Regions from separate parts of the Mus musculus genome. Here region 2 is linked to region 1. Evidence: chromatin loops called from intact Hi-C (ENCODE). Cell type or tissue: left cerebral cortex. All regions are shown on one strand. Each heading gives the region's core, and the rest is flanking DNA. Links, peaks and the distances in the headings are about the cores only. Region 1 holds the start of Ralgps2 (Ral GEF with PH domain and SH3 binding motif 2). Region 2 holds the start of Gm39685 (a long non-coding RNA gene).

Region 1 (15,580 bases), core at 2,410-10,409:
GCCCAGATCAGCCTGGAACTCCCAGAAACCCTCTTGCCTCAGCTTTTAGGTGGTAGGATTTTAAGTGTGATGTGGGAAGCCACATGTGCCGTTGCAGAGTGGCACTGACTACTGCTGGCCACCACGCATAAGATTGGACAAACAACCAATGTGTACATATGCAGTAAAGTTTTTTGCAAAGACACTGCCTGGCCCAGGCATGATAATGAGGTTCTGTCAGGTACTGAGAGTATAACCAATCAGATGTGAGACATGCAAATGAGGTATGATAATGAGGTTCTGTAAGGTACTGAGAGTAGCCAATCAGATGAGGAACATGCAAATGAGGCTTAGTGCATAACCAATCCGGGTGTGAGACACGCCCCTCCTAGGCCTATAAAAGCAGCACCAGTTCTGGGCTCGAGGTCTTTTCGCCTCTACAATCAAGCTCTCCCAATAAATGTGTGCAGAAGGATCCTGTTGCAGCGTCGTTCTTCCTGGCCAGTCGAGCGCGCGCAAGAGTGTGAGACATCTTAAAGTCAACAAAAGATGCAACTCACTCAAACAAGAAAAACTGAAAACGGGAAGGGGGTGGGGTGGGGTGGGGTGGGGAATGGGACATTAACCCAGAGCACAGGCTCCAATGCAGTCAGACAGGACACCTGTCAGACGTGCGATGATGAGAAGCTACAGATGGGCTGCGCAGATCCAGCACAGAGCAGCACTGCAGATCTGAGCAAAGACAGAGGGCTTAGGAGGTCCTTCCCAATTTTTTAAAAGTTTGAATACCTATCACCCTATGTGTTTGTAGATTTGGATAGACTATAGAAAAGGGTAAAGGCAAATAAGAAAGTGAGTAAAATTACAAAAGAAAACAATCTAAAGCCAAGAAATTTAATCATAGTATACTGCAATGTACAACTGTTAAACGTATTTACAGAGCCATAATAATGTAAACAACGAACGTGTAATCAAAAGCATGGCATCAAAACACATGAAGACAACAGAGGACGGTCAAGGTACCACAGGAATCCTAAAGCAAAGGCACTGTAAAAAATCTGAGGTTGGAGCTGGAGATGGCTCAGCGGTTAAGAGCACTGACTGCTCTTCCAGAGGTCCTGAGTTCAATTCCCAGCAACCACATGGTGGCTCACAACCATCTGTGTAATGGAATCCGATGCCCTCTTCTGGTGTGTCTAAGAGAATAACAGTGTACTTATATAAATAAATTTTATATATATATATATATATATATATATATATATATACACATACATACATACATACACACACACACACACACACACACATATATATATATATATATATATATATATATATATATATAAATCTAAAGTTGAAAAATAAAACTGCAGAACCATGCACTTGTGCCAGAAGAAAGAAGACAGACACAAGGTACGGCAAGAAGCAGCCGGAGTACCAAGAACTGCTGCTCTGTAAGCAGGACCTGGGAAGGAGACCATGAAGACATGAGGCAAGGGACCAAAGCTTTTACCAAAAGTCTTACAGGGTAACTTTTAACTGTATAAGTTCAAGTAGCAACGTTTAAAAGAAGAACAAAGTAGTCATATCATTTAATGTCAATTATTTTACTCTCTGGTCATAATCTCTGACCAATAACTGGACATTGTTTCAAGTGTGAGGTACTTTTCTAAGAAGGGAGGAGGGGGCAGGGAAAGGGGAGAAGGAAGAGGGAGGAGGGCAGAGGAGGTTGATGAATAAAACCCATCTGGAATATTTAGAATGAGGTCGTGAATAAAACTTGAGAACCAAAGAAAATAAAACTATAAAGCATGAAAGAGTACAGATTAATTTAAAAATACTGAAGTTTTATCATATCCAATCTTCATTCTCTCATTAACAAGGAACTAATGGGAATTTAAAACACACTTAAGGAAGTAATTAAGGAGTAATGCCATAAACTCACTTTTTTCCACGGGACCTATTTCAAGCTATCTGAATTATGTTTTCATTGAATACTAGATAACTATAAAAAGTGTGAAGTGCAGACAAAAGTAACTATCTCAAAAGCAAACATTAAACAAAAGCTAATATTCAAAACACAGGATCCATTTTAATGTATTTTATTCTCAAAAGCTTGTATGTGTTCGTTTTCCATATCAAAGGAAAGCAGAGCTTTAGAGAAAAGGAAGGCAATTTCAAATAATAGATTAGCGGTTAAAAACTCCTTAGAAACTTCTGGAAGCTAGCAGTACACTAAGTCCCCAGCTGTGCATTTTCCCAAAGTCTCCACTCCAGAGACCGGGGGAGTGGGGGGGGGGGGGGGACAGGATGGGACTGGGCACATCACACTCTAGAAACAACAGTCTAGGCCTGGGATCCCTGTATGATTACTGATAGCTGGCCTCCCACTCTGAAGTGGAGAGACTAATGCCTGCGTAGGGTAAATACTTTTAAAGCTCTGAAATCTACAAAGATCTACACCAATGCATGTCACCATGATTATTAATCAGAGCATAAACTAATCTCTTCTCATCAGCCCCTTGGAATCCAGTAAGATTTTTCTTTAACAGACGGGTAGAATGCCATTTCCCTGGGGGGATGTCGGCTTACTTCTCCTGAAGACTCTTACAAACAAGTAAATACCAAGACAAGAATATCAGCACACATTTCATTTAAGTATATAAACCAACAGATTAATTGTCTAGCCACATATAAACCACACACCCTCTGACTCCAGGTAGAGTAATATTTAGATATGTTTGGAAGCCGGATACCTAGTGTGTATAAACACAAGCACAGTTTAAGACAACTGTCTTGATGCTTTTATTCACTAACAGTTCCTTCTATCCTCAGAAGGAAAAATGCAAGCAGTATCCTAACTCAAAAGGCATCCTGAGTTTTCACTTCTACACTAACAGAGCTGCCCACTGATGACTTTATCTCCATCACAGCACGTGTGCGTTTGTGCGCTGCAGCATCCCCTCCACACCCATCAGGACACAGCGGGACGCGGAGATACTCTGTGTGTTTAGAAGAATTGACCCTCTGGACAAGAGCTTAAAAGGAGCTTTTGATCCCAACTCCTCATAGGCAGAGTCAGGCAGATCTCAGCCAGTTAGAAGCCAGCCTGGTCTATGTAGTGAATTCCACCGACAGCTAGAGCTACATAGTGAGGCTCTGCCTCAAAAAAAAAAAAAAAAAAAAAAAAGTTTCAAGTTGCAATCAAATTATTATTACCAACAAAGCCATCTTTCACCAAAGGCAACCACTGCCCCAATTTTAATTGTAAGCTCGTTTTTAAAATGCACACAAATTGCATTCATTACTCACACATGTCTGGTTCATAGCTATCTTTTAAATTTTATTTTCTCTCAGAATTTTTGGGTGTATCCTCCCTGATACTGTAATATCAAAAAGTATACTAGGATCTTGACACACAAGCAGATCTTTCAACTTCTGCTGCAATCTGGTGAATAAAAGATAGAGAACAGTATTTGCAGAAAAAGTCAAATTCCTGAAATCAATGCATGGTGAGATAGAATGGACTGGGTTTTACTATTTTAAAATTACTATGCCAGAATTTAAGCTCAAATAACTATACTTAAACCATTCATGGGAACTCTAATAGACACATTTAATATATACATGTGGCTAAGACAAGCAATTTTCCACATTTTTGAAGCTTCATGACTACACACATTCAGTAGAGGTTATTATTATTAAAATAATACTGTTTGGTTACAAATCCCACTCCTGCAGTAACAGTATTACACTTACTACATTTATGATGCTACAGCCCGAACAATCATATCTGGGTGGGACAGGCTTTTACAGTTTGCAAGTTAACGAACTGTGGCACTGCGGTACTCTCTCATGCAAGGAATGAAAAGTTCCACAAAATTCGAATGGTCATCTTCAAAGACACACGACCTCGAGTACACCGGATGGTAAACATTACATAAACAACGCCAAAGTCAACTCATAAACAAACACCAACACCGAAACAAAGCTCTATAGCTACTTCAGCGTACTAAGACGGGGTGTGGGGGTGGGGAGGGGATGCAGAGCACCTACGAGGAAAGGCTCAATTAACTGCCGCCCGTGCTTTCATCCTCCGATCTTAAACAAAAGACGCTGGATGCTTTCGGTGGAGAGCGCTTTCTGCAGAGGGATTTGGGGTTGCAAACGCCCCTCCTCCACGGCCACCAACAGGCCCCTTTCTTCCTCCTCCCTCACCCCTCCCAGCTCAAACAAATTAACATTCGCACTAAGGTACCTCCTATCAGCTCGCAGCTTCTTCCCAAACACGCCCACGCACCCTGAAACCCGCCTGCGTCTACACCGCACACGGCGGCAGGAAAAGCGCTTCGAGGGGGGCGGGGAGCCGCGGCGGCAGCGCACAGGTCCGGGCTCCCTTCCAGGTCAGCTCCCCATCGCCTCCCCGAGCCCGGTGTTTACGAGCCCGCCTAAGCCCACACAGCAAAGGAATCCCAGGCGCTGCGGGCAGCTAGCGCGGCGGTGCGGGACCCCCCTCCGTGTCCGCACGCGGCCTCCGCCGCCGCGGCGCCGCTCACCCCGCGCTCCGCGGGCGGTTCGGCCCCGCAACAGGTCACCCGCCTCGGCTCGGTGACGGGGGTGCAGGCGCCCCGGCCGAGAGGGGGTGTGGCTGGCGCGGCGGGGCCCGGCCCCGGCTCACCTGAGAGGCTGAGGCGACGCCGGGGCCTCCGCCACCGCGGGACCGCGAGCGACCCGCAGCCCGCCCTCCCGCGCCGCGCACCGCGGCCGCCGCCGCCATTGCCCGCGCCTCCCCACACGCCCGCACGCCACGCCGACCTGTGCAGCCGCGGCCGTCGCCTCCGCTTCGCCCGCGGCTCCGAGGCAATCGCTCGCCCAACCGAGCAGTCGGCGTCTCTCATTCAGCGCCTGCCGCCGGCGCTCGGGGGAGGGGAGTGCGCTGGATCCACCCCGGCCGCGCAGGGGGCGCGCGCCGGGCGGGCGGGGCGGAGCGGCGCGCGCACCAACCGAGCGCGCTCGCGCGGCCGGGAACGCCGGGTCGCCGGGGTCTCGGCGCAGTCTGCGGGCGCCGGGCTATGCCCCCCGAGGCCAACTGCCGCCCCGTACCGGTGTCCGAGGCGCGTGCCCCAGCCGCAGGCGCAGCACCGGCCGCAAGGACGAGCCGCAGGGTTCAGGACGGACAGGTGGGGCCCCGCGGCTGCTCCCCGCACGGGTCTCGTTGGCGCCTGGGACGCGGGCGTTGCTCCCCGCTCGGGCCAGAGGACAAAAGTCTGGAAACGCTTGGCCCCCAGATCAAATACCCAGCCCGTGAGGGCGGCGTCCTTAGGAGTCGTGGCGGACAAGTGGAGGGGGACTGCAAATGTGAAGAGTCACCCCACAGCCGTGGGATCTTAAATGATGGAGTCTGCACTCTAGCACATCATCATGCCGGAAGTGTTGGGTCGGCCTCTAGGTGTTAAGCAGGGTGGCTGCCGGTGGTTTAAGGAGCAAATAACAATATTTGGGATCCCCTAGTCCCGGATTGATGAGTTTCAGGTGGACTGTATTTTCACGCCATTGCGGGAACGTGATTCTAAAAGGTGAAATTTTTCCTGTGAATGAAAGGGAATAGAAGGGTGTTGTTTCTTGGGGTGCACCTAGGTGGCCTACTTAAACTTAGCACCATTTGATGCAGTGTGACTTAGTGGAAGGTTTTCAGTGAGCCACCTTGGTGTAATCATTAGGTCATTCGGGAATAGATGCGATCCTTTTCTAGGCAATGTGCAGTGGAGGGTGGAGGGACAGTTCTATAGCAGCACTGAGTGTAGATTGTGAAGGGACCAAATTCGTTTTGATTTCCTTTTTCCCTATAATAACTAATCAAAACAGTGGATTCTTTTATGCAGAAGAAAGTTAAACACTGTCCCTTTTGACCACTGTTCCCTTCTGTGGAGAAGGTAGAAGAACGCTCCTTCATCCCCTTGGTTAAAACATGCCCATGCAAAAGTAGGTGGAAGATAAAAACGAAGCAAGGAAAAGCGATAAAGCCCAGTGCTGGTTTTTTATTCCGTTTTAAGTTGGAAGTCTCTCCAATAGATGCACAGAAACCAAAAAGAAGAAAAGCCTGTCAGAAATCTTCAACTGAGCGTAGACTAATGAAAAGGGGGCGGGGCTAAGGAACACTAGTGACCAAAAGGCTCCAGGAGAATTACTTAGATGCAGTTTTCACTTCGATGCTGTTTGCTTCAAGTCCCAAAGAAACAACAGACAAACTGAAGTAACAGTTGGGAGGGGGAACCCTTTGAGTCACTGAGTAAATGATTGATCTTTCTTTCCCCAAGTTAGTAAGAGATTAAGGGAAAGGTGGATGGCTATGTGCCAACAACAATACATTCAAAGATAGATAGATACATACATAGATACATAGATACATAGATAGAGATACGTGTGTGTGTGTGTGTGTGTGTGTGTGCGTGTGTGTGTAATTGTCCCAAGTTATTAACTGCTTTTAAAGTAGGAAAAAATAAGGAGCCTCGGGGAATTTCATTTGGTATAAATGTCTTGCAGCCACTTGAGTTGGAGCTTCATAAAAACAAAGATCCCAGGTCCCCACATCTGCCAGTAATTTTCACAGTTTACTGTAAAAGCAATAAAATTTTCACTCCGGCTTTGAAGAGAAAAGGCCCAAGAGTTCATGGATTTATACCGGAGATTCCTATGCCTACAGAATGTCTGAATTTGGAATAAATCACTCAAAATGGGTCGCTCATGTTGACAGCCTGCAAAACCACACTTTTATTACTCTTAAGAGCTCAGGATTTTCTAAACTTGATAAGGTTAAGAATTTCTGTATGAAAATACATTAAAAAAAAAAAAAAAAAAACTTGGGAGAAGCTGAGATGATGACTTAAGAGGCAAAGGTGATAACCTGGCAGGCCTGAGGATCAGAGTTCAGTCCCTACATGATGAATATAAAGCTAGATGTGGCAAGCCTGTAATCCTGAAATCCTGCAAGGAAATGGGAGGTGGGAACAGCAGATTGGCTGGAAGCTCTTGGGCCAGTTAGCCTGGGATGTACAACTGTGCAACTGGTCTCAGCAGAAATGAGAGAGACCCTGCCTCAATCAGGTGGAAATTGAGAGCTGCCCTCTCCCCACAAGCTATGGCCTGGGTGCCCACATGTGCACACACAAAAAGAGAAGCTGGGTGTGGTACTCGATTTGTAATCCCTGGGCTCAGGTGGCTGAGATAGGAGGACTGTCTTCTTTTCCAGGCCAGCCTGGGCTACAGTAGAAGATCCTAGCTCCAAAAACCAAAAGGATAGAAAATAGCTTATCTACTTATGTTTTTGTTGTTGTTTATAACCCTTGAGTTATTTCTCAAAGTCTGTTCCCCATCCATTTATATGTAAATGAAGCAATGACTATTTGCAACGCATATTCTTTACCAGAGCATTATTTTTTTGTAATTCTGTAAGTTGCTCTATGAGAGCCATTTGCTTTTGCCAAAAGAGAGGAAATATGCAGAATCTTAGAACAAAAAATGCTAATAGATATAACAGAAACGCTCTTATATAAAATAGAAGTCGATAACAATTCAATACACTTAAATGTCATTTCAGGGGAGTCGCCATTGTGTAACTGTTTTATTACTGTGCTTTGCTTCCAAAGGGTAAGCCAAGGGACCCATTTAGATAGAGAATTAGCACATCAAAGGCAAAACACAACTGCAGCAAAAAGATCAACAAACGATGTATCTTATTGTCAAAACCAATCAGACAGGCTTCTTGAGGAAACCCATCAGTCATGGTTCCAGTGCTCTTATCTAAAATATAGGCAGAGCAGGATATTCAAAACTCTCTGGGGGGGAGGGGACAGATGTAAGAAAGGACCTCAAAGGGTTCCACAGAAAACAGTTTAAGGAGAGTCCTCCAGACTCCCAGTGGAGAAAGACATGCAATAGTTTCCGAACAAAGTTGATCCACAGACTATTCAAATCTGAGCGCCATATTAAGTAATTCCCAATTAAGCTATCCTTAAAGGAGGAATTCTGTGTCTATTCTGTATCAGGCATGAATCAGCAGGGATTCATTGGAGATGATTAGTATTTCCCTGGAATTCTCTTTGGCGGCAAGTTTGTGTGTAAGTGTTAGAATTTTTAAATGGTTTTCTTTTTTTTTTTTTTTTTTTTTTTTTTAAGATTTATCTATTTATTATATGTAAGTACATTGTAGCTGTCTTCAGACACTCCAGAAGAGGGAGTCAGATCTCGTTACGGATGGTTGTGAGCCACCATGTGGTTGCTGGGATTTGAACTCTGGACCTTCAGAAGAGCAGTCGGGTGCTCTAACCCACTGAGCCATCTCACCAGCCCTTAAATGGTTTTCAATATAAGACAGTTTCAGGGGCTGGAGAGTGGCTCAGCACTCAGTGGCTGCTCTTCCAGAGGTCCTGAGTTCAGTTCCCAGCCACCACATAGTGACTCACAACCATCTGTAATGGGATCTGATGCCGTCTTCTGGTGTGTCTGAAGAGAGCATATTCACCTATATGTGTGTATATATACTCATATACATGAAATAAATCTTAAAAAGAATAAAGACAGTTTCAGCAATTATGTATCTGACATGCCTATTGAAGTTTTTGAGGGGTTATAATTATTCTAGATAAACTGGGTTTTCATCACTACCTTTTTCCTTTAAACTAATAAAATACCATCCAGCTTGTAACTCAGCAGTACAGTGCTTGTCTGGCATGTTCAAGGCCCTGTGTTCAGTCTGCAGTATCACAAGGAAGCAGAGCACAGTGTAGCTGAACCTTTGCCGACGCGCCCACTGTGATATAGGATGTCCTTAGGAGCTCAGAATGTCTTTTCTCATAACCATTAATAGACAGTCTTGGCTACTCTGTTTCTGCAGCATCACGGATCTGGCACTGAGAACTGAGTTTTCTGCTGTCCTAGTACTACTGTCCCTACTGCTATAGCACTGCCTTGCTATAGTGATATACACACACATACCTACCCACACATACCTCTGAAGTGCCTTATAGCATGTAGAGTACACTGTAAAAACAAATAGTATTTAAACAAAATAAAAATGCCAAAAAAAAAAAAAGCAAAAATCCGATTTGGGGGCCATTTATTTATCGGAAAGTCCTTTTGTTGTGTCTTCCTCTAAGTTTGGATAATTGCATTTATCTGATAGCTTTTTTCCAATTAAGTGGATCTTGTTCAAGTTTCCTTATGAGAAATTTAAGCATAAATTTTCAGATGTGGTGGAAAGAAAAGTTCATTATCCAATATCACATCCATTTCCTTTTAAAATATCAAATAGATTCAAGTTTTTAAAGGAATTCATAAGTCCATACTAATAATAAACAGCTTGGCTAGGAATATAGGTCAGTAGTAGAGTGCTGACAACATGCATGAGACCCTGAGTTTGTCCCCACCACTAATAAAGAAAAATAGTACTAATAAATAGGAATAAAAAAGAAATATTCTTATGTTAGAGTATAGAGTGGGAAAAGACCATTATGTAGTAAATGGCAAAGACTGGGGAAAACCATCCATGGAACTTTAGGAGGGAGTATACAGGAGGAGCCAGATGTATGCATGCATGGCCTTAGTGAGTTTGCTTTATTAACTACAATGGCAAAGTCAGTTCATCACAGTTGGATCACAGATGAGGGACAGACAGACAGACATCATTTGCCTTCAGATCTGATTCTCTGGAGACGGCACCTAAATGGGGCAATGATGCTCAGTCCCCAGTGAGCAACATTTGGGTCGGTTTTATAAAATGGGGTGAACTGTCTTTGGGTCATGCTAATGTCATGAAAGACAAACGCTGTGAAAATACAAGAGTGGGCATGGTGTGACACTGAACGAAACGACATGGGAGTTACTGGGCTGGGGCTTCTATAGGAAGGAAAAGGGGCATTGCTGGGTCAACAGGGAAACATGATAAATCCATTCCAGTCTTTCAATAACGTTAAAGTTACTGACATTAGTAATGACTACATTCTTAGAAATATACGCTAAAGTATTCAAAAGTAAAGGGTATATATGATTTTTAAAAATACAGTGTCTACAGTTATTATTTATGCAAATATATGTAATGATAAAATTTTAACAGCAGGTGACTGGGTAAAGAGTGGGCATTTCTATAAATTCATAATTAAGTCCAATAAAAGATCTTTTATTTTTGGTTTTTGGAGACAGTTTCATGTAGTTTAAACTGACGTCAAGATCAGAGGTGAGGAGGACACAACATCTGCCCCAACACTGGGAGTAATCAGCAGGACCCAGGCACCCAGGAACTCCATCCGACCAGTGGCACAGGTTCCTTCCAGTCTGAGTCGGTGCCCTGAGCAGACCTCTGGCGTGAACGCCACAGCCAGTCCCACAACACCCAGAAGAAGCTCCACTCCCAGGCGCTCTAACATGCCCAGGACCACAGGATCCCAGGATCACAGGAGCTTGGTCACACCAGGATCTCAGGGTCCTAGAGGCAGCTTGACTCCCAGGAGCTCTGACACACCCAGGATCTCAGGATCACAGAATCACAGGATCACAGAGACAGCTGAACTCTGAGAAGTTCTGACACAACCAGGATCACAGGAAGGACAGGCTCCAATCAGATATAGCAAGGGCAGGAGGCACTAGTGATAATCAGATGGTGAGAGGCAAGCATAAGAACATAAGCAACAGAAACCAAGCTTACTTGGCATCATCAGAACCAAACTCTCCCATCATAACAAGTCCTGGATACACCATCACACTGGAAAAGCAAGATTTGGATCTAAAGTCACTTCTCATGATGGTGATAGAGGACTTTAAGAAGGATATAAATAACTCCCTTAAATAAATACAGGAGAACACAGTAAACAGCTAGAAGCCATTAAAGAGGAAACACAAAAATCCCTTAAAGAATTACAGGAAAACACAATTAAATAGGTGAAGGAAATGAACAAAACCATCCAAGATCTAAAAATGGAAATAGAAACAATAAAGACATCACAAGAGGAGACAATTCTGGAGTTAGAAAACCTAGGAAAGAGATCAGGAGTCATAAATGCAAGCATCACCAACAGAATACAAGAGATAGAAGAGAGCATCTCAGGTGCAGAAGATACCATAGAAAACATTGACACAACAGTCAAAGAAAATGCAAAAAGCAAAAATCTCTTAATGCAAAACATCCAGGAAATCCAGGACAGAATGAGAAGATGAAACCTAAGCATAATAGGTATAGAAGACAGTGAAGATTCCCAACTTAAAGGGCCAGTAAATATCTTCAACAAAATTATAGAAGAAAACTTCCCTAACCTAAAGAAAGAGATGCCCATGAACATTACAAGAAGCCTACAAAACCCCAAATAGACTGGAACAGAAAAGAAATTCCTCCCGTCACATAATCATCAAAACACCAAATGCACTAAACAAAGAAAGTATATTAAAAACACAACATATAAAGGCAGACCTATTAGAATTACACCAGTCGGCCGGGCATGGTGGCGCACGCCTTTAGTCCCAGCACTCAGGAGGCAGAGGCAGGCAGATTTCTGAGTTCGAGGCCAGCCTAGTCTACAAAGTGAGTTCCAGGACAGCCAGGGCTATACAGAGAAACCCTGTCTCGAAAAACCAAAAAAAAAAAAAAAAAAAAAAAAAAAAAAAAATTACACCAGTCTTCTCACCAAAGACGATTAAAGGTAGAAGATCCTGGACAGATCTAATAGAGACCCTAAGAGAACATGAATGCCTGCCCAGGCCACTATACCCAGCAAAAACTCTATTACCATGTAATATGTAATAATATGTAATTACCATGTAATATGGTAATATGGTAACTCATATTACCATAGCTGGAGAAAACAAGATATTTTATGACAAAACCAAATTTACACAATACCTTCCCACAAATCCAGCCCTACAAAGGATAATAGATGGAAAACACCAACATGAGGGAAACTACACCCTAGATAAAGCAAGAAAGTAATCTTTCAACAAACCCACACAAACATAATTCCACCTCTAGCAACAAAAATAACAGGAAGTAACTATCACTTTTTCTTAATATCTTTTAACATCAATGGACTCAATTCCCCAAAAAAGACTAACAGACTGGATATGTAAACTGGACTCAATATTTTGCTGCATACAGGAAACACACCTCACTGACAAAGGCAGACACTACTTCAGAGTAAAAGGTTGGAAAAGAATTTTCCAAGCAAATGGTCCCAAAAAACAAGCTGGAGTAGCCATTCTAATATCGAATAAGATGAACTTTCAACCAAAAGTTTTCAAAAAAAGATAAGGAAGGAAAAAATACTGGTCAAAGGAAAAAATCTACCAAGATGAACTCTCAATTCTAAACATCTATGCTCCAAATGCAAGGATACCCACATTTATAAAAAGAAACTTTACTGAAGCTCAAAGCACACATCACACCTCACACAATAATCATGGGAGACTTCAGTACTCCACTCTCAGCAATGGACAGATCATGGGAACAGAAACTAAACAGGGACACAGTGAAACTAACAGAAGTTATGAACCAAATGTATCTAACAGATATCTATAGAACATTTCATCTTGGAGCAAAAGAATATACCTTCTTCTCAGCACCTCACGGTACCTTCTCTAAAACTGACCATATAATTGGTAACTAAACAGGTCTCAACAGATACAAGAAGACTGAAATAATCCCAGGCATTTTATCAGATCACTACCGACTAAGGCTGGTCTTAAATACCAACAAGAACAACGGAAAGCACACATACACATGGAAGCTGAAAATGCTCTACTCAGTGATAACTTGGTCAAGGAAGAAATAAAGAAATTAAAGGGTTTTTAGAATTTAATGAAAATGAAGACACATCATACCAAAACTTTGGGGACACAATGAAAGCAGTGGTAAGAAGAAAACTCATAACTCTATGTAACTCCAAAAAGAAACCGAAGAGAGCTTACAGTAGCAGCTTGACAGCACACCTGAAAGCTCTAGAACAAAAAGAAGCAAATACACCCAAGTAGATGGCAGGAAATAATCAAGCTCAGGGCTGAAATCAACCAAACAGAAACAAAAAGAACTATACAAAGAATCAGCAAAATCAGGAAATAGTTCTTTGAGAAAATCAACAAGATAGATAACCCCTTAGCCAGACTAACCAGAGTGCACAGAGACAGTATCCAAATTTATAAAATCAGAAATGAAAAGGGAGACATAACAACAAAATATATCTTAAAATAATTATTCTGTTTGTTGAATATTTTTAAGATTTATTTATTATTATACATAAGTACACTGTAGTTGTCTTCAGATGCACCAGAAAAAGGCATCAGATCTCATTATGGGTGGTTGTGAGCCACCATGTGGTTGCTGGGATTTGAACTCAGGACCTTCAGAAGAGCAGTCGGTGCTCTTACCCACTGAGCCATCTCACCAGCCCTGTTTGTTGACTATTAACATTTAAAAATATTAAAATCATGTTCTACAAACAAACAAAAAAATTGACTTCAAGCTCACTATACTGCAGAGAATGACTTTAAATTCCTGACTTGTTCTGCTCCCACTTCCCAAATTCTGGGATTACAGGCCTGTGGCACCACACCCTGCTCAAAGGGTTTTTTTTTTAAACAACAGGAAAATTCTTATTTGAGCCAGGTGAGGCCATAGGCCTGTAATCCCAGCCCCTGGGAAGAATGTAGTGTTTCCTCATGATCTATTTGCTTTAGACAACTGGCACACATTTTTTCCTACATCATTTTCTTAAAAACAAAACAAAAAATCCCCAAGATTGATTGATTTATTTATTCATTTATTTATACATTTATTTCTTGTATCTGTGTGTATGTGCATATACGTGTCATGGCACTTGTATGAAGGCAGAGTTATTTGTTCGTTCTCTCATGAGATTCTGGGGACCCAAGCTCTGGTCATCAGACTTGCTGCAATCCCCTTTAAACAGTGAGCTGGTCCTCCTACACCATCTTCACTGTTTCATGAATACTGACCCCTGCACCACCCAATTCACACCCACATCCTACATACTTCGCTAAAGTAGCACCTCAGATCTGCTATAACCTCAGGCTACCCTACTAATTCACCTGCATTCTTTGGCTGATTGAAATATGCAAATTCTTGTTTCTCCTTACAAAATAACACTTCCATTACAACACATCTCCCACTCCACTTTTTTCTTAGGATCCAACTAAAGACCCACCTTCTGCTTCTTCCAGGATCTCTCCCTTTTCCACACAGGAGTGGAGGTCACACATTAGAGTCCTCTGGCTTTGACAGTCTATTATAGAATGGTTTACTGTGTTGTCAATGTGCTCATTTCTTTCCTGTTTTGTAAAGTCTCCCTTACACAGGCTGTCCCCGTGTAGCATTGCTATCCTGGAACTTGCTACGTAGACCCAGGCTGACCTTGAATTTGCAAGAATCTTCCTGCTCTGGTGGGATTATCGGTATTTGGCACCATGCCTGGCCAAAGACATACATTTCCTAAGTCCCCCAGTAGACTATAAGTTCTTGGACAGAATAATCCATGAATTTCTTTAGATTCATTTTTTAATTGAGCACTTACAATAGACGGGCATGACAGCCAATGCTTTATATAATGTCACCTTAAGTCTCATAATGACCCTGAAAAGTCCGAATTTTAAAAATATGTTTTGATTACATGACTCAAAAGTGTTGAATGATTTGCCCAGGGTCATGCCACTGGGAAGAGGCAAAGTTGGCATCCAATCTAGGCATTCTGCCTCATGTCCCCATGGTATGTTGTTTGCAGTAAATCCTTCACATGTATCCTTGTCAATCATAGCACAATGTCACATATGTTGATGAGGCTTAGAAAATACTGAATGCTAACAATGAACCATCCAATGGATGCAAGATACCCAACACATGTTTAGTTTAAAAAGTGATTTCTACAACTTACTTACGTTATGGAAGCTCAAGAATTCCAAACAAGGGGCTGGTGAGATGGCTCAGCGGTTAAGAGCACTGACTGCTCTTCCAAAGGTCCCTAGTTCAAATCCCAGCAACCACATGGTGGTTCACAACCATCCGTAACGAGATCTGAAGCCTTCTGCTGGTGTGTCTGAAGACAGCTACAGTGTATTTACATATAATAAATAAATAAATCTTAAAAAAAAAAGAATTCCAAACAAGTGGCTTTCAAAATCCTTTTGAATAAAAGAAAAGTTACAATGGAGGGCTAGGTGGGTGGCTAAGAGGATAAGAGCCCTCTTCCTATGAGCGCAAAGCAGTGACTTTGAATCTCCAGCAATGACTGAACTCATGGTGGGGCTGTGTAACCTCAGCACTGGGGAAGAAAGACAAACAGATCCCAAGAGCGTATTAAAGGGTGGCAGCATCAGGAAGGCTCAGGACCTTAGAAGAATCTAGCAACCAACACCTGAACCGAGCAAGCCAACCTAAGTTCCCACTGAGCATTGCAAAACGATTCAAATGCTTGCTTGCCATGTGTAACCAAACATCACTGAGAACAAAACAAAGTTTTGGGAAGGAAATGAAGGGGAGAGGAAGGAGGGAAGAAGGGAAGGGAAGGGAAGGGAAGGGAAGGGAAGGGAAGGGAAGGGAAGGGAAGGG
Region 2 (15,580 bases), core at 3,315-11,314, 54 kb after region 1:
AGAGAGATAAAGGGTGGGGCAGAGCATGGTAGGAAATGTGTAGTGGAATAGAGTGGGGAGAGATGTCAGGCATGGGGTGGGGACCAGAATCCAGAATTCCTCCTCAGTGTTCAGCCTGGTACCCCAAGGGACATACATGGTGCCCGTTCCCAGGAGGAAACACTCGGGGAAGGAAGTGAGGGCAGGTTTGTGTAGACAGACAGTGGGGCTCTTGGATCTGGAAGCAAGAGTACTTTTCCAACACATTAAGTATAAAAGCCCTTTAGACACCCCCTCCCGCCCCGATAGATGCAGAGCAGACTATGGGATGTATAAGAGTCTGTGGCCCAACATGAGATCTAATAGAAACTTGGGACTCATCAAAAGCAAGGAGCCTAGCCGGGCATGGTGGCGCTCGCTTTTAATCCCAGCACTCAGGAGGCAGAGGCAGGTGGATTTCTGAGTTCTAGGCCAGGCTGGTCTACAAAGTGAGTTCCAGGACAGCCAGGGCTATACAGAGAAACCCTGTCTTGAAAAACAAACAAACAAAAAGCAAGGAGCCTGCAGAACACAACTTCAGAAAAGAATGTAGGTCGAAAGGAGAGAGGACCAGGGCTCTGAGCATCTGAGGTCAGGAAGGCGGTACCGGAAGGCGTGTTCTAGAACTTAGGTTCTTAGGTTCAGACACGGTGTACAGTATGCTAACAGCTCCATATATGTTAGGTTTGTCAGGAAGGACCAATGCTACCTTCCTTCACAAGATTTTAAAGATTTATTGTTATTTTTATTTTATATATATGAGTATACTGTAGTTGTACAGATGGGTGTGAGCCTTCATGTGGTTGCTGGGATTTGAACTCAGGACCTACGGAAGAGCAGTCAGTGCTCTTACCCGCTGAGCCATCTCACCAGCCCTGCTGACAGTGTTTCTTTGGTGTACATGATCTCGGTAGGGTCCTTGATTGCCATGTGCTTCACAGTGTTCCAAACTCTCAGAGCAGAAAGACACTGCTGGGCTCTACGTCCCTATCTATCTATCTATCTATCTATCTATCTATCTATCTATCTATCTAACTATCTATCTTCTCTCATATATTATATCCCAACCACAGTTTCCCCTCCATTTCCTCGATCTCTTTCCCCCACCTCTCCTTTCCCCCAAATCCACCCTCCAGCTCACCATCCCCTACCCTGGCCTCCTCTCAGAAAAAAAAACCAGGCTTTCCAAGAACATCAACCAAACAGTATAACAAGCTACAATAAGACAGGCAAATACCATCACACCAAGGCTGGATGAGGCAAGCCAGTAGAAGGAACAGGGTCCCTTAAATAGGCAAAAGAGTCAGAGGCAACCCCCATTCCCACTGTTAGAGATCCTACAGGAACAGCTACTCAGCCATGACATACATGTAGAGGACCTAGGTTAGCCCCCTAAAGGCTCCTTGATCTCTGTATGCTCCCACAAGCCCTGGTCAGCTAATTCTGTGGGCTCTGTTCTCGTGGTATTCCTGACCCCTCTGCTTCCTCTGATCTTTGAGGGTTGGATTCTCAGACTAGCTCACCTAGCAGTAAACAAAAGCAGAGAAAATTATGCACAGCTCAGCTGCGTCAGAAGCCAGCCCACGGCCACAGTGTTCATTACAGTGTGGGCTGATCTTAGAGGAGAATCTACTACCGCCGTTCTACTAGACCTACATAATTCCCAACTGCATTTTAAAACTTACCCTTATTCCCACAGATAACTGTAGCTCTCATCCCACATCAAAGAAGGTTTTCTTTGCAGCAAGCAGAGACCATCACAGAAAACCACAACTGGTCATGATGCAGAGATCACCTGACTGTGGGAAGTCCATCCCGATAGACACATCTACAACACGGCTCCTGCCCCTAAGACTCAGCGAACATTTCAGAAGAGGAAAGACCCTAAGAGGCAGAGGACCAGGAAAGCTGCTAAGATTGCATCTCCTAGAAACAAAGCTGTACCCATGACATCTCTACGACCCAGCTGCCTAAATGACACAATGGTGATACCAATAGACATGCTAACAAGGGGGAAGTTCACGGAGTCCCATCCCTAGGCAAAGAACTCCAGGCAACTAAGGACCACAGAGTGAAGGGAGGATTCGGTTTTTTTCCCCCCCTCAGGGATGCGTCTCCTAATTAGTTATCCAAAACAAAATGGTCATCCCTGAAACCATATACATGCAAGCAACACTAAATGAACTCAGCATATTGTATTTACGTATTTCTGCAAATAACCAAATAATTCACTAAAAAAGGGGCCATCGGTTTAAGAGGTGGTTGGAGGGGCTGGGAAGGGTTTGAGGAAGGAAAGGAAAGGTAGGACTGTGGGATTATTCTAATTTAATTAATTAAAAGAATAAAATAAAGCCTTGCCAGCATCTAGGGCACCTGCAGTGCTACTTTAAAATCAGCTGCTGTCACACGAACATCCTCTGCTTGGTGCTTCCCATGTGGTCACCAGCTATGCTACACACCAAGCCATAGGCACTGTGCCCCTCACATCCACAGACGAAGAGTCTGAAGCCCGAGAGAGTGGCAGCAGCTGGTGAGTCTGGCTCCTGAGCTGTTCTCACAAACAATGCTGTACGGCCCACGGAACAGAGTCCCTGGAGACGGGGCACAGAGCAGCCTGTATTTACAACAGCGAGAGGGACGGGTTTGTGTGTGTGTGTGTGTGTGTGTGTGTGTGTGTGTGTGTGTGTGTGTATGAAGTTTTAAGAGCCAAAGGCTCACCGGGTTTCAGGTTTGTTCTTTGTAGCTTGGAGGTATCTCATTCTTGCTCCACTAAGTTCTTTGACATTTCTAAGCATCTAGGTTGAGTACATGCATTCATATCATAGATGATTCTTAGTAAAACATTTTAAACACAGATAACAGCTTATTGATCACATAGTTATCATTTCCAGAGACATAAGGCATATGCCTGCACACTGAAGCAGCCTGCGTCTGTCTAACATGTTAACAATAACGACTCAGCAAGTTAAAGCCTCACACCAGGGACACTGACACAGCTTGTTCTTAACAAGCATGTGACTTCTTGTCCTCTGTTTATGATTTCCCTCTGAAAGCCACAAGTAATGATGAAAGAGGGGTTGGAGACAGAGCACTTGTGAGCACATGCGAGTGTATACATAGACACACACACACACACACACACACACACACACACACACACACACACGAGACAGGGTCGGGGTGCAGGTGGAGGATCAGCCATATGGCAAGCAAATAAAACTTGCTTGCCTCAGTAGCAGAGGAGAGACGATCCCAGCCAGACATGTCTCAGCTAGGTACTCCTCAGACAGTAAGCGATAAAGCCTCGTGATATATGGGATGACCCAGAGCCTTTAGAGAAGACATCCTACGGATTATTCTCTTGGCTTTGGATGGGGTCAGGAACTTATGGGCTAAAGTGGGGTCATAACAGTACTAAGGTAAAAGAGTAAATCAATCTTTCTTTGGAACAAGTTAAACACACATGCCTTCAGATCCCTGCAGATAACTTGGAGCACACTGCTTCCTGTTGACAAGAACTGTGTCTTAACTATCACAGATCTCCACCCGTGTGACGCTCGTGTCATTTGTACAGCTGGACTGGTTACACCTGTTTCAACTGTTGGACGATTAGTCATCGGTTCAGAGGTTGCTAAAGCAGCTTTCCTGAGCAATGTATCCTGCATCCATCTTAAAACCCCATAGCAGAAACCAGCAAAAGCAACACATCTATTGTATGTTGTCCCATGAGGATGAAATAAAAAACCAATTTGAAATAGAGGTGAGACTATTCAGTAGGCCTGGGGAGACTGAACATTCATTCACACTTCACACTAGGGAGACCTTTTTTTTTTTTTTTAGCTTTTTCAAAAAGAGTTGTTTATTTATTTATTTTATGTATATGAGTACACTGCAGCTGTCTTCAGACACACCAGAAGAGGGCATTGGATCCCATTACAGGTGGTTGTGAGCCACCATGTGGTTGCTGGGAACTAAAATCAGGTCCTCTGGAAGTGCTTTTAATCACTAAGCAATCCCTCCACCCTAAGAGACCATTCTTAAGGAATGGGCTGAGTATATATATTTTTTTAGAAGAAAAAAAAAGAGGGAGGGAGGGAGGGGTAAAGGGAGGGAAGAAAGGAGGGAGGGGATGAAGGAGGGAGGGAGGGAAAGAAGCAAAGGGGGAAGGGATGGAAGGAAGGTGTATGGAGAGGCGGGAAAGGGGGTCAGTAGAAGACCAGGAGCAGTCAGGTGGGTGTTGGTTTAGAAGAGTGGGTGAGGGGAAAGAGGGGCGGGGGCAGGGAGGTGAGAGATGGGGAAAGGAGGGAGTGAACAGAGAAGAAGGAAGAAAGGAAGAGAGAAAAGGGAAGAGGAGCTGACGTGATGGGGCTGTGGGGTGGCTTGGTGGGTAATGTGCTTGCCTCAGAAGCATGAAGATCTGCGTTGAATCCTCAGAGGCCCCATAACCTGGGTACAGTAGACACTTGAGCTATGGGAGGAGACCGGAAGCTTTTGGGCCAACTAGGCTGGACTAGACAATAAACAGCCAAAGAGACCCTCTCTCAAACAGGCCGGAAAGTGAAGGTTTATACTTGAGGCTGCCCTTTGACCTCTTTGTGAATACCATGGAGCTTTATATAACCTCTCCCCTGCCCTGCTCCGCCCCCAAACACATTTACACACACACACAAACAAACAAAAAAAAATGGAAAGAAAGAAGGGACATAGGGGAGAGAGAAAGGAAGGAAGACGGGTGTCAGACAGGCTGAACAGGTAAACAGTATTTTCTTAGGGTATGCATGTCTCATGCAGTGCCTGACACAACTTTTACTACAGAATCATTTGCCATTCCTTCAAGATTCTAATTTAAGTGAAGGTCAAGTATGCTACTTGGCAGCCATTGAATAGTGACTGTTAATCTGTGTGTGTGTGTGTGTGTGTGTGTGTGTGTGTGTGTGAGAGAGAGAGAGAGAGAGAGAACTCTTTTGGAAAACAGATGTCTCGAGGAAACCAGGCCACGGCTTCACCAGCAAAGCACTTGCTAATTATGCTGCACAATGTGTCAGACTTATATATCTGAACAATATTAACAAGCTAGCTATGAGAAGGGAGCAGGGTTACTCTGCTTTGAAAACTATCCACTTCATTGATCTACTTGGTAGCTGTTAGAATACACTAAAATTGGATAGTGCTGATTCTGGAAGTCAGGGACATAGAAACATCTGTTGGTCCCCCATGTCCAATCCCCCTCTTGTTCTCTCTCTGTACAAAGGCTTGATGCCCCGCTATCATCTGTTTTAGTAATCACAAAAGATTTACATGAGTGGATTCCCCTGAACCACCCAGTTTCTGCCTAGTACTTATTCATCTAGATTTAAAGAGATAATAGACCCTGCCAAAGACAAAACAGACCCCAAAAGAGAAAGCAGACTTAATGCATCCTTCATACTATCTCTTCACCATCACCTATCTGATTCCAGTTTGTCCAAAGTGGTAATAGCCTAGTTCAAAAACCAGGCACAGAGGGCTGGGACCACGACTCACTCAGTGGGAAAGGAAGCTCGCTGCTGAGTCATCAGAACCCACATCATAGAAGCAGGGGAAAAATATTCTGATTTCCATGGGTATGTCATGGCACACATAGCAATATACAAACATACATAGACACAGATTGAGGAGGGGCAGACATGGCACGAGGGCAAAAAAAAAGTAAAAAAGCATACAAATAAAAAGTCTCAAAGAGTCAAAACATTAACATAAGGCCAAGAGAAGATAAAAAGTAGGGGTAAGGGGCTATAAATGAAACTAGTGATGGACACCACACACATGCACATATACATGTGCAGGCACACACACATGAACACGTGTACAAGCACACACACTCACATGTGTTCATGCACATATGCACACACATTTATACACACATTCCCACACACATACATGCACACACTTACATGCACACATATTCATACACACTCATATCCATTCACACATGTGCATGTACACACACATATGCACATGCATGCACGCTGGGAACAGAAGGGAGCAGCTCTGACCTGTGCTTGCAGTGGAAGGAGAAGAGAAAGAGAGAGACAAGGAGGAAACAGGCAGAAGGATGCAGACTGTGTGGACTGGCTGCTATTCGAAGTGTGTTCAGTTGGAAGTACATTTAACTTAACCATTCTAGAGGAGGAACCCCAGGCCTGTCAACAGACAGAGCAGAAGACTATATTTTGACACCATTTAGACAAGTGCTTCCTAAGAATGAGTGCTAACCACAGGTAAGATGGGCTGTTGGGGGCCTGAGTACCAGAGGCTTTCTACGGAGATCTCTGGCCAGGCCTGGTGTGAGGGTTCCGGTGAAGGGAAGCGAGTGTGGGCAGGGAGCCTTTGTCTCTGCCATGCCTTCCAGGTCACTCGGTAACTCCAACTCCGCCCGCTCTGCACTGAGTCGGGTGGGGCTGGGCTGAGAGGCCGAGTAGGCAGTGAAGAGTGTGGCGGGACCTCAGGCGGTGCTACGGGAGAGCAGATCTCTTTCCAAGTGTTACAAACAGCTCTTAGGACAAAAGACTCAGATGAAGGAGTAGTTCTCACGCACCTTTAATTCCCTGGATGGATTTATATACAGTTTTGGGGGTGATTCAGGGTTTGACAGCAGGTACCTCTCATTGGCTTGGACTGAGAGTTTGGGGGAAACCTTATTTGCATGCGGGAAGGCTTGGTGCTGCTCCTACATGACACACCTCTCTTGTGGGGGTGGAGGGCTGTGGGGACGGTAACTTCAACAGGAGCTAGGGGCCCAGGAGACATGTAGGTGAAAATCACCACCCATGGGGTCACCGGAGTTCCAGACCTTTGCTCAATTGGAGACCAGGTTGTGTGCAGCCCACCACCTATCACTATCTATCACTGGGGGCTGCTGGCCCATGTTGAGAACTCATGTTTAGGGGATTATAGGCCTAGATGTGCTATGTTTTACACCTGAAGTGCTAGTTGAGACCCATCAGTTTTATTAATTGTTATATCTTCAGTGTTTGACCCACTTAGCAAATCTACAGGACTGGCTTTGTGAAGGAGAGGGTACTGTTGGCCTACCGTTCTAGAGGGCAATAGTTAGGGCAATAAAAATATACAGGTGGAAGTCACTAGCATATTGGTGGTAAAACAGATGGGAAAGAGGCTTATTTCAGGTGAAAGACAAGGAGACAAAAGCTATTATTTAGGGCCCTTGTTCTTCTAATTAGGTTCGCCTCTGAAGCCATGCATTTCCATGCCCCACCCTGGATCTTATGAATCTAAATGGTAGAGGCTAGGGAGACCCCAAGGAACTGCACTAAAATGACCCAAGTGGGATTCTTTTCTCAAAGTTTATATCCACTGAAACAGGAATTTGTGTCAGGCAAAGACAAGAACGTGAACAAGGCAAACACATGGTTGGTGCTGTAGGCTGGTGACTGATGTTGGTCAGAGCCGGCATCTGAATCAGTCAATGTTTCCTGGAATATAAGATGCAAGAACAATGACGTTCTTGAAACCAGTGTGATTCCCAAACAACAAAAGTGAATTAAAGAACTCTGGTAGGATGAGTCACAGCCTTGGTGCTTGTCCCCGATTGGGACTTTCATCAATGACCTTGAGTCAACCCTGTGTCCAAGGATGTAGCTTGTGAAAAAGGTATGCCTCGTGGGTTATTCTGGGATTTCTTGGTAGAACATCCTCTCTGATTCACTGCAGTAGGATGGAGGTAGGAGTTTAGCATTCATGGCTGGCTCAGAAGTTAGGCGAGGTAAAAGACTATGACTCAGTTAACAGAGTGGAAAATTGTTGTTAGGCATCCCATGGCTGGCTTAGCCTTTGTCTGCCAGGAGCAAGAAATCTCTGTGCCCATTGCTGCAGTTACGGTAAGGATATAAGCCAGAATCTAAATGCCCTGGGAGATAAGAGGGTATCAGCAAGCTATGGGCCCCTTATCCTAATCTTGCCTGTCCAAACATTGAACACAGAATTTTACAGATGTGAGAGTTGCCCAGAAGGTCTAGGGTACAGCCTCAGGAGTAGCAAGAGGAACTGGGAGGCCAACTTGCAGTTTCATTAGAGAGAAGCTAGGTACCAGCTAAAAGAAACCCCACTCCTACCCCAGTCCAAGAAGAACAACTGGCCTGACATAGACTGAGAAGCAAGGAGTAAAGCTGAACCAGTTACAACTTCATTGACAACGCACCCAGATGTGCTCCATGGCAAACCCTGTGCAATGCTCTGAGGTTTTTGGTTTTTTTTTTTTTTTTTTGTTTTGTTTTTGTTGTTGTTGGTGGTGGTTTTGAGACAGGGTTTCTCTGTGTAGCCTTGGCTGTCCTGGAACTCACTTTGTAGACCAGGCTGGGCTCGAACTCAGAAATCTGCCTGCCTCTGCCTCCCGAGTGCTGGGATTAAAGTCATACGCCACCACGCCTGGCTCTGAGTTTTTAAATTCATGACTACTTTGTAAGGGAGGGACCTTTTGTAACATGTGACCGTTCTGCTTAAACAATTCCATCTTTCAGTCAACATTAATTTGAAAGTGACTTCCACAGGACCTGCTGCTGCTAACTTTTGAAAATGGTGCCATTTCTTGACACGGTGCAATGGTGTAGAAAAGTGAAGGCCACAGAGTTGCCATAATTTTCTTTTTTTTGATGCAGGGTTGGCTTCCAACTCTTGGTAATCCTCCCAGTTTGGGCTTCTGAGTGCTGAGATGTTAGGAATGAGCCTGCATACCCAGCTGTGCTTATATATATATATATATATATATATAAATATATGGGGGGGCCATTTTGGAATAAAGCTGTCCATGACTTACTCCAGCATTGAACAACTGGGCCTCCTGCGACTGTATGTGGCTGGAGTAGCAAGCATGTATCCTTCCTCTTTCTCCTCCCAAGGGAGCAAGCGTAGTAAATTATAGCTGAAGTGTGTAACTTCTACTTCCCTCTAGGAGGGCGGGGTAAGCCTGGGGGAGTGTCGACATTTGCATTCACAACAGCTATTTTCTACCCTGTGGGTCAGCAACTGAAAGTTGTTTTTGCCTTCACAGGAAAAAAGAGAGAGAGAAAGAAAGAGGGGGTGGGCAGAAAGGGGGCTTATGTACATAGTTATGAATGTGTGGAGCTCCTTGTAAATGTTTCTAAGATCACAGAGATGTAAAGCTGTCTCCTCCAGACAAGCAGGCTAACGGCTTAAGTGTCCGTGAAATTTTAGATCTGTGATCATACAGATGACCAAGAAGCTACTTTCTATAAAACACAGTCCCTAGTGGGGTGGGATGAGAGAAACTGCTTGTAATGGGATATATTAAACCATCTTCGCAGACAAGATCCAAACAAGCTAAGAGCAACGGTAAAGCGGGATGCAACTGTGGAGGTAGTTAGGCTTCACGTCTGTGTGCACGCCGGTAGCCAAGAGATTTACCCAGCTCCCGTGTGGGCGCATCTGTCCCTCCTTTAAATCCGATTTCTCACCATCTGCTCCTTTACTCCAGCCTTGGCTGTAAATAAAAAAGCGATGCACAGCAATGTGTTGTGTTGCCAGGCAGCAATCTGTGGATCTCCAAAAGTCAATTCTGAGATGAAAGTCTGGGGGCTTCATTAGTTTCCCTGACAATAGAAAGTGTGGGAGAGTTGACAGTGATTTTAGAAACTGGATTTCCAACTGCCCTTGGTAAACATGGAGTGCTTAATTGTCTGGTTTTTAAGAATCCTGTAAGCAACCCTGAAACGAGTTGGGAGGATTCAGCATTCAGAGAAGGGTTTCCCTTGCCCTGAAGAACAGTGAGGACCTTGTGAGACCCCCGTCCCCACAGCCACAGTGAACAAGTCAAGGAGAACCCGAGGAACAGCTGTGGCGCCCTGGGACCTTGATGCTTCCAAGTTTGCAGCAGGGAGGGAGGGGGGGAGTGAAGGACAGAGGAGTCAGGCATGACTTGAAGACTGGTATCTAGGAAATAAGTTTGTGGCCCTGAGAATGTGCCAGAAGAGCCAACCATCTGGCAGCTGTGGGGAGGGATCAGCTGACCTCTGACCTCCAGCTGGGGCCTTAACAACTATATAAAATTTATAACACACCCTTCCTGAGGGAAACCTGGTATACCACACGTCTTCAAATGAATCCAGCTAGTTCTTTTCGGTCTCATGGGTAAAGTGTAAAAAGGAGAAAAAAAAAATTTTTTTTTTTAAATCATGTTTAAAGAGGTCACTCACTGCTATGGCAGAGAAGACCACACCCACTCTGCTAGGCAACAACAGGGAAAGCAAACTCCATGTCGCCACCAGGTCTCAGTCCAGACAGCAGCAGGAGCGGGTAGAATTCACTCCCAGGGTGCACGGTGATCACTGTGAGTCATTGTTCATTCACAGCTCCCTTCCCATTGTAAGGAGGGACTTGCCAATTTGGAGCCCTGTGGTAAGCCAGCAAGCTCTTGGCAATTGCAGCTGGGGCCTGAGGTCGTGTAAAGATTGTTAGTCAAATAAGTAAATGCCCGGAGGGTGATGGGGGGGGGGGCATCACGCTTCTTGCTGTCTGGAGGAAATTACAATTCAGACAATAGACTGTGTTGCTAGACTGTGTGGTCCAAGAGCTGGTGCAAACGCAGAGCTTTGAGTAGACATAGATATTGAATTAGTGTAAAGGTAAATACATGTGTATGTGGTTACACACACACACAAATTCATAGATAGATAGATACATACATACATACATACATACATACATACATACATACATAGATAGATATAGATACATATGTAGGTGGGTATACACACACATACATTTGTGTGTGTGTATTTCCTGGTTCTCTAGGCTGAGAAGGTTAGAAGCAAGGATATCCTGACAGTAGTGAGCATGCCTAGATAAGAGTTCAGCTTCTAAATATCATTCTCCACTTAAATGGTTGACTACACTAGGGCTGGAGTGTTGAAAATAAACTATGGGACAGGGGCATTTATACTATGAAGTAAGGAGATGTTTAAAGCGTGTTGGGGATATAGCAAAAGCACCCAGAAGTTGGCTGCCCTGAAGGGCTTCTTACAGGTCGAGGCTGATCTGGGACTCCTGGGTTCAGGAGAACCCCAGACCTCAGCTTTCTGAGTAGCTAGGACTACAGGTGGGGTCACCATGCCCAGCAATAGTTCCTGATTTTAACGCTTAGAGTACAACAGGAATCCATGGGTCTGTACTAATTAAGAGGGAATAAACAAGGTTGGGGAGCTAGTTCCATGAGCAAAGCGCCTGCTTTGCAGACACAGAGACATGAGTTCAATCCCCAGGATTCTGAGGACAAGTTAGGAGTGAAGGCATGAACCTGGGTTCCCGTGGCTTGGGAGTCAGAGGCACATGGATCCATGGGGCAACCTGTGGCTTGGCTAGTTCCAGGCTCATGTTAGATCTATAGCTCAAAAACAAAACCACCAAACAAAATGCCCAGGAAAACTCAGGTACATGATGTCCGAGGAACTACGCCCAAGGTTGTCTTTTGGCCTCCACATGCAGGCACACACATGAGCCGTTTTACACAAGAACAAAACAAAATGTGCAAATAGAGAAAAGAAGCAACCTTTGTCTTTCAATGGAAGCTTTAAGGTATCTTATGACCAAATACTTAGGTGTCGCTCTGTGAAAATCTCTCGTCAAATACTGACTTTAGCAAGCGGACAAATTGGTAGCTTTTCCCTCCTGGCACGATGCAATGAGGAGAGCAAAGCCTTACCTCAGAGATTCTTGCTCTGAATGCGTAAATCACAAGGGAAATCATATGAGAAACCAGAAAAGGACACGTGTGCATCCGAAAATGTCAAGGTTAGAGAAGAAAGAAAAATGGAGACATTGTTCCAAACTGAAGATGAAAAAGAAGTGCTATTTAAAGAGTTTGAAACGGCATGAGGTATAATTGGTATTGTATGGTAAATACTGTTGGGTTATATGGTAAATTAGGACGATTATTGGTAGCCAGTGTTGTTCATGGATACTGATCATTGATGGGTTTCTTATGTGAGATAGCGTCTTTGTTTATAAGAAACACACATTCTAGGATTAAACAGGGAAGGGGGCATCCTGTCCACAACTTTTTTTTTTTCTCCAAATGGCTTGGGTATGTCCAGAGAATGAAGCAGATGTGATAAATTAGTGTTCTGGGTAATTACCGGCATATGGGGTACTTGAGGGTAGAAGTGGAAAGTATTTAGAGTTTCAAGTATTATTCGTACAGATTTTCTATATATTTTAAATTTCAAAGGGAAAAAGCCAGAAGCAAGTCTCTACTGTGGGTCTCTGCCTCAGAGTAACAGTGACTCAAACTGAGCAGGTTTAAATCAAGTCCAGTGTTTGCGGAATGATGTGTTGTTCGGTGCCACACGTCCCTGCAGAGACCCAAGAAATGGAAATGGAGTGGGGTGGAAGGGGGGATGGGCATGACAGAGAAGTGACACACGGAGCTGCTTTAGAAAGGAAAGGAGCCGGAAGGATGCAGGGAGGAGTGTGTTTGGAGAGGCCCCTGGTCAGACTGGGCAGGACTGGTGCGCGTGATCACAGAATTTGGGAGACTTCTGCCTTTGGCTTGTTTCTCATCTCCACACACTTGCTCCCTGACAGAAGGGAGGTCTGTGAGTCTGCCGCGCTGTCCACCCGTCTGTTTTTTAGGGGCTTCTAATGGTTAGTTTTCCCCTGTCCTCTGACTTGATTAGCAGACAGAAGAGTCCATCTTGCCTTTGTTTACCATTGTGGATCTTCTATGTTTAGTGTGTGTATCTTATATGTGTGCCTCTGTGTGTGTGTGTGTGTGTGTGTGTGTGTGTGTAGTGTAGATACACTGTGTACATGTATGTATGGAGGACAGAGGTCAGAGCTGACTGACTTCTTCAATCTCTCCATCTGGCCAGCAAGCTTTAGGGAGCCACCCATCTCTGCCTCCCTGACACTGAGATTACAGTCTTGTGTTGCATTCAGCTTTATATGTGGTGCTGAGGATCCAAACTCGCTCATCAAGTACTTTACCAGCCAAGCCATCTCCCCAGATCCACACATGTGGCCCTTTATGTGGCCAACCTGTCTGAATATTCTCCTGGCTTACAGTCTCCTAGGCAATGCAGCTTCTTGCATCTCTGCCTTCAGTGGGGACTTAATCATTACTAAAGTAATCAAACAGACCTAGCAAGTTCCCCTGATCACTCCTTCCCTTTCCTTCTTTCTGATGCTAACTAAAGGCTTTATCTAATGAAAATATTTTGTGGGCTTTCCATTTTCAAACAGGAGAAATTCAAATTTGGGGGGAAAGATTTTTTTTTCACCTCTACCTTGGAGCTGTCATTACAGCTGAAGGGAGAGATTGCAGGTAAGAGACAGGATCTGCCATGCCAGCAGCCTGAGTTCCTGGCTGATTAATGATTCTGTGACTAATGCACACAGAGAGCTGCGAACCACTCTTTGGAGTTAGGTTTGGCAAGGCTCCATCATAGCCACCACAGATTGTAACAGCCAACCAGAATGACACTAACCGCCAATCAGGGGCTGGGAGTGTCTGACATCAAAACAGAGTATTTACACAAGGCGGTCCACTTTCTCAGTCCTATAATAATGATTATCAAGTAGCAGCACTCCGATAAGCAATTTTCACCCAGGCACCACAAACACCCACTATATGTCACAAGCTGGGTAGGGAGGCTCCACCTGGCCCATCCGTGGCAAGAGACAGCATTTGGGGCGTAAAAGGCAGCTGCTATATCTTTGGATATATGCAGCAGCCATCCTTAGCCCTCAACTGGGATGAAGGCTCAGGTTACAGAGCTAAATACCAGTTAGCTTTCTGCATAGTAATTGCAATTGATGTTTGAAAAGCATCTTCCTTAAGCCCACTTATATGTAACATATATGACTTGTATTAAGACTTCTGTCTTCCTTCACACAGAGGATCATGAATCTGCTGAAGTGTGTAGATGGGTTTCCAAGTAGGAAGGTCCCTTCTTTCTATAGTTAACAGGTACTCTTTCTTTCTTTCTTTCTTTTTTTTTTTTTTTTGATTAGCATGCATGGAACTTTATTTTTTTATTAGATATTTTCTTTTCTTTTCTTTTCTTTTTCTTTTTCTTTTTCTTTTTCTTTTTCTTTTTCTTTTCTTTTTCTTTCCCTTTCCCTTTCCCTTTCTCTTTCCCATTTCCTTTTCCTTTTCCTTTTCCTTTTCTTTTCTTTCTTTCTTTCTTTCTTTCTTTCTTTCCTTTCTTTCTTTCTTTTCTTTCTTTTCTTTCCTTTTTTTTTTTTTTAACATTTCAAATGTTCTTCCCTTTCCTGGTTTCCTCTCCGAAAACCCCCTATCCTCTCCCCACTCCCCCTGCTCACCAACCACCCACTCCCACTTCCTGGTCCTGGCATTCCCCTACACTAGGGCATCGAGCCCTCACAGGACCAAGAGCCTCTCCTCCCATTGATGACTTACATGGCCATCCTCTGCTACATATGCTGCTGGAGCCATGGATCCCTCCATGTGTACTCTTTGGATGGAGGTTTAGTCCCTGGGAGCTCTAGGGGTACTGGTTGGTTCATATTGTTGTTCTTCCTATGGGGCTGCTCTCAGCTAACCATCGGACTGAGAACAGGGTCCCCAATGGAGGGGCTAGAGAAAGGACCCAAGGAAACAGGCACTCCTAAAGCTCTGTCCCAGCCAGTTTTCAGCATTTGCTTTGCACCACCTGTTGTTTCGCCCCTAGGGAGCAGCTTCCTCACCTCCTAGGGAAGGTGGCAGCTGTCTGGAGACTTTTCAACACCAGGTTATTTTAAAGCATGTGAAAAGTGGGTGAAAACTAATGCTAGTGAGAAAGCATGTTTGATATATATATATATATATATATATATATATATACACATATATACATATATATATTTAAGTATGTATATATATATATACATACTTAAAAATAAATCAGAATGGTCCTTCCTCCCCGTGAGGCAGTTAGCACCTCCCTGGGGGCCGGGGCCGGGGCCGGGGGGCTGGGAATATTGAACAAGTTTTACCTTGAAAACTGTTATTGAGCATCCTTACTGAAACCAATATAACTGTCATTCTATGGAGTGGCCGATTGTGGTCCCAAGGATTTCACACTGAACAAAGGACCTCACTGGCATATGTTCTATCAGTTCTAACTGTGTCCTTGGTAGTAAATACCAGCTTAATTCCATGGCCTGCTGAGATGCTTAAAACACAACACAACACACACACACACACACACACACACACACACACACACACACACACAGAGAGACAGAGACAGAGACAGAGAAAGACACAGAGAGAGAGACAAAGAGAGCACATTCCTATATTAGAGAACTGTATACCAGCTCTGCTTCATGGGTTAAGCCAAAACAAATGGACACACCGGCAGCTGTTGGGCTTTATCCGAAGGGGCACTTCACACCCAACTTCTGTGTTGACCATAGGGCGAGGGTGGAGCAAGGCCCAGGAAATGTAGGGCAGCTGGTCTTAGAGTGCCTTTCTCACGCTCCTAAATTTAGTCCATCGAGGTATGACATCTCATCTGGTTGGGGATTATGGTTTTAAAGATGATTG

Evidence for each region. A loop is a pair of places that touch in the nucleus more often than their neighbours do. Peaks named below come from ENCODE experiments on the same cell type or tissue, not always from the same donor. Only the 100,000 strongest peaks of a DNase experiment are listed, where the experiment ranks them.
Region 2: it touches region 1 in a loop (3-fold over the local background); 8 of 42 quality-filtered maps call a loop at or near these places.

Annotation. Positions count from the first base shown.
Region 1 is chr1:156,934,692-156,950,271 of GRCm38, forward strand. It overlaps Ralgps2 (Ral GEF with PH domain and SH3 binding motif 2), which reads right to left and starts at 4,935. Exons shown (of 19, transcript NM_001159967.1): 1 at 4,798-4,935. It overlaps 4930439D14Rik (a long non-coding RNA gene), which reads left to right and starts at 4,103. Exons shown (of 2, transcript XR_003948625.1): 1 at 4,103-4,367; 2 at 4,436-5,504. In left cerebral cortex, for the core only: a CTCF peak has its summit at 5,606; DNase peaks (open chromatin) are centred at 3,871, 4,291, 4,929, 5,206 and 3 more places; H3K4me3 peaks cover 2,392 bases; H3K27ac peaks cover 1,401 bases.
Region 2 is chr1:156,987,736-157,003,315 of GRCm38, forward strand. Gm39685 (a long non-coding RNA gene) reads right to left here and starts at 1,958. Exons shown (of 2, transcript XR_865664.2): 1 at 1,704-1,958. In left cerebral cortex, for the core only: no CTCF peak of the experiment used is centred there; DNase peaks (open chromatin) are centred at 5,013, 5,486, 7,523, 7,698 and 4 more places.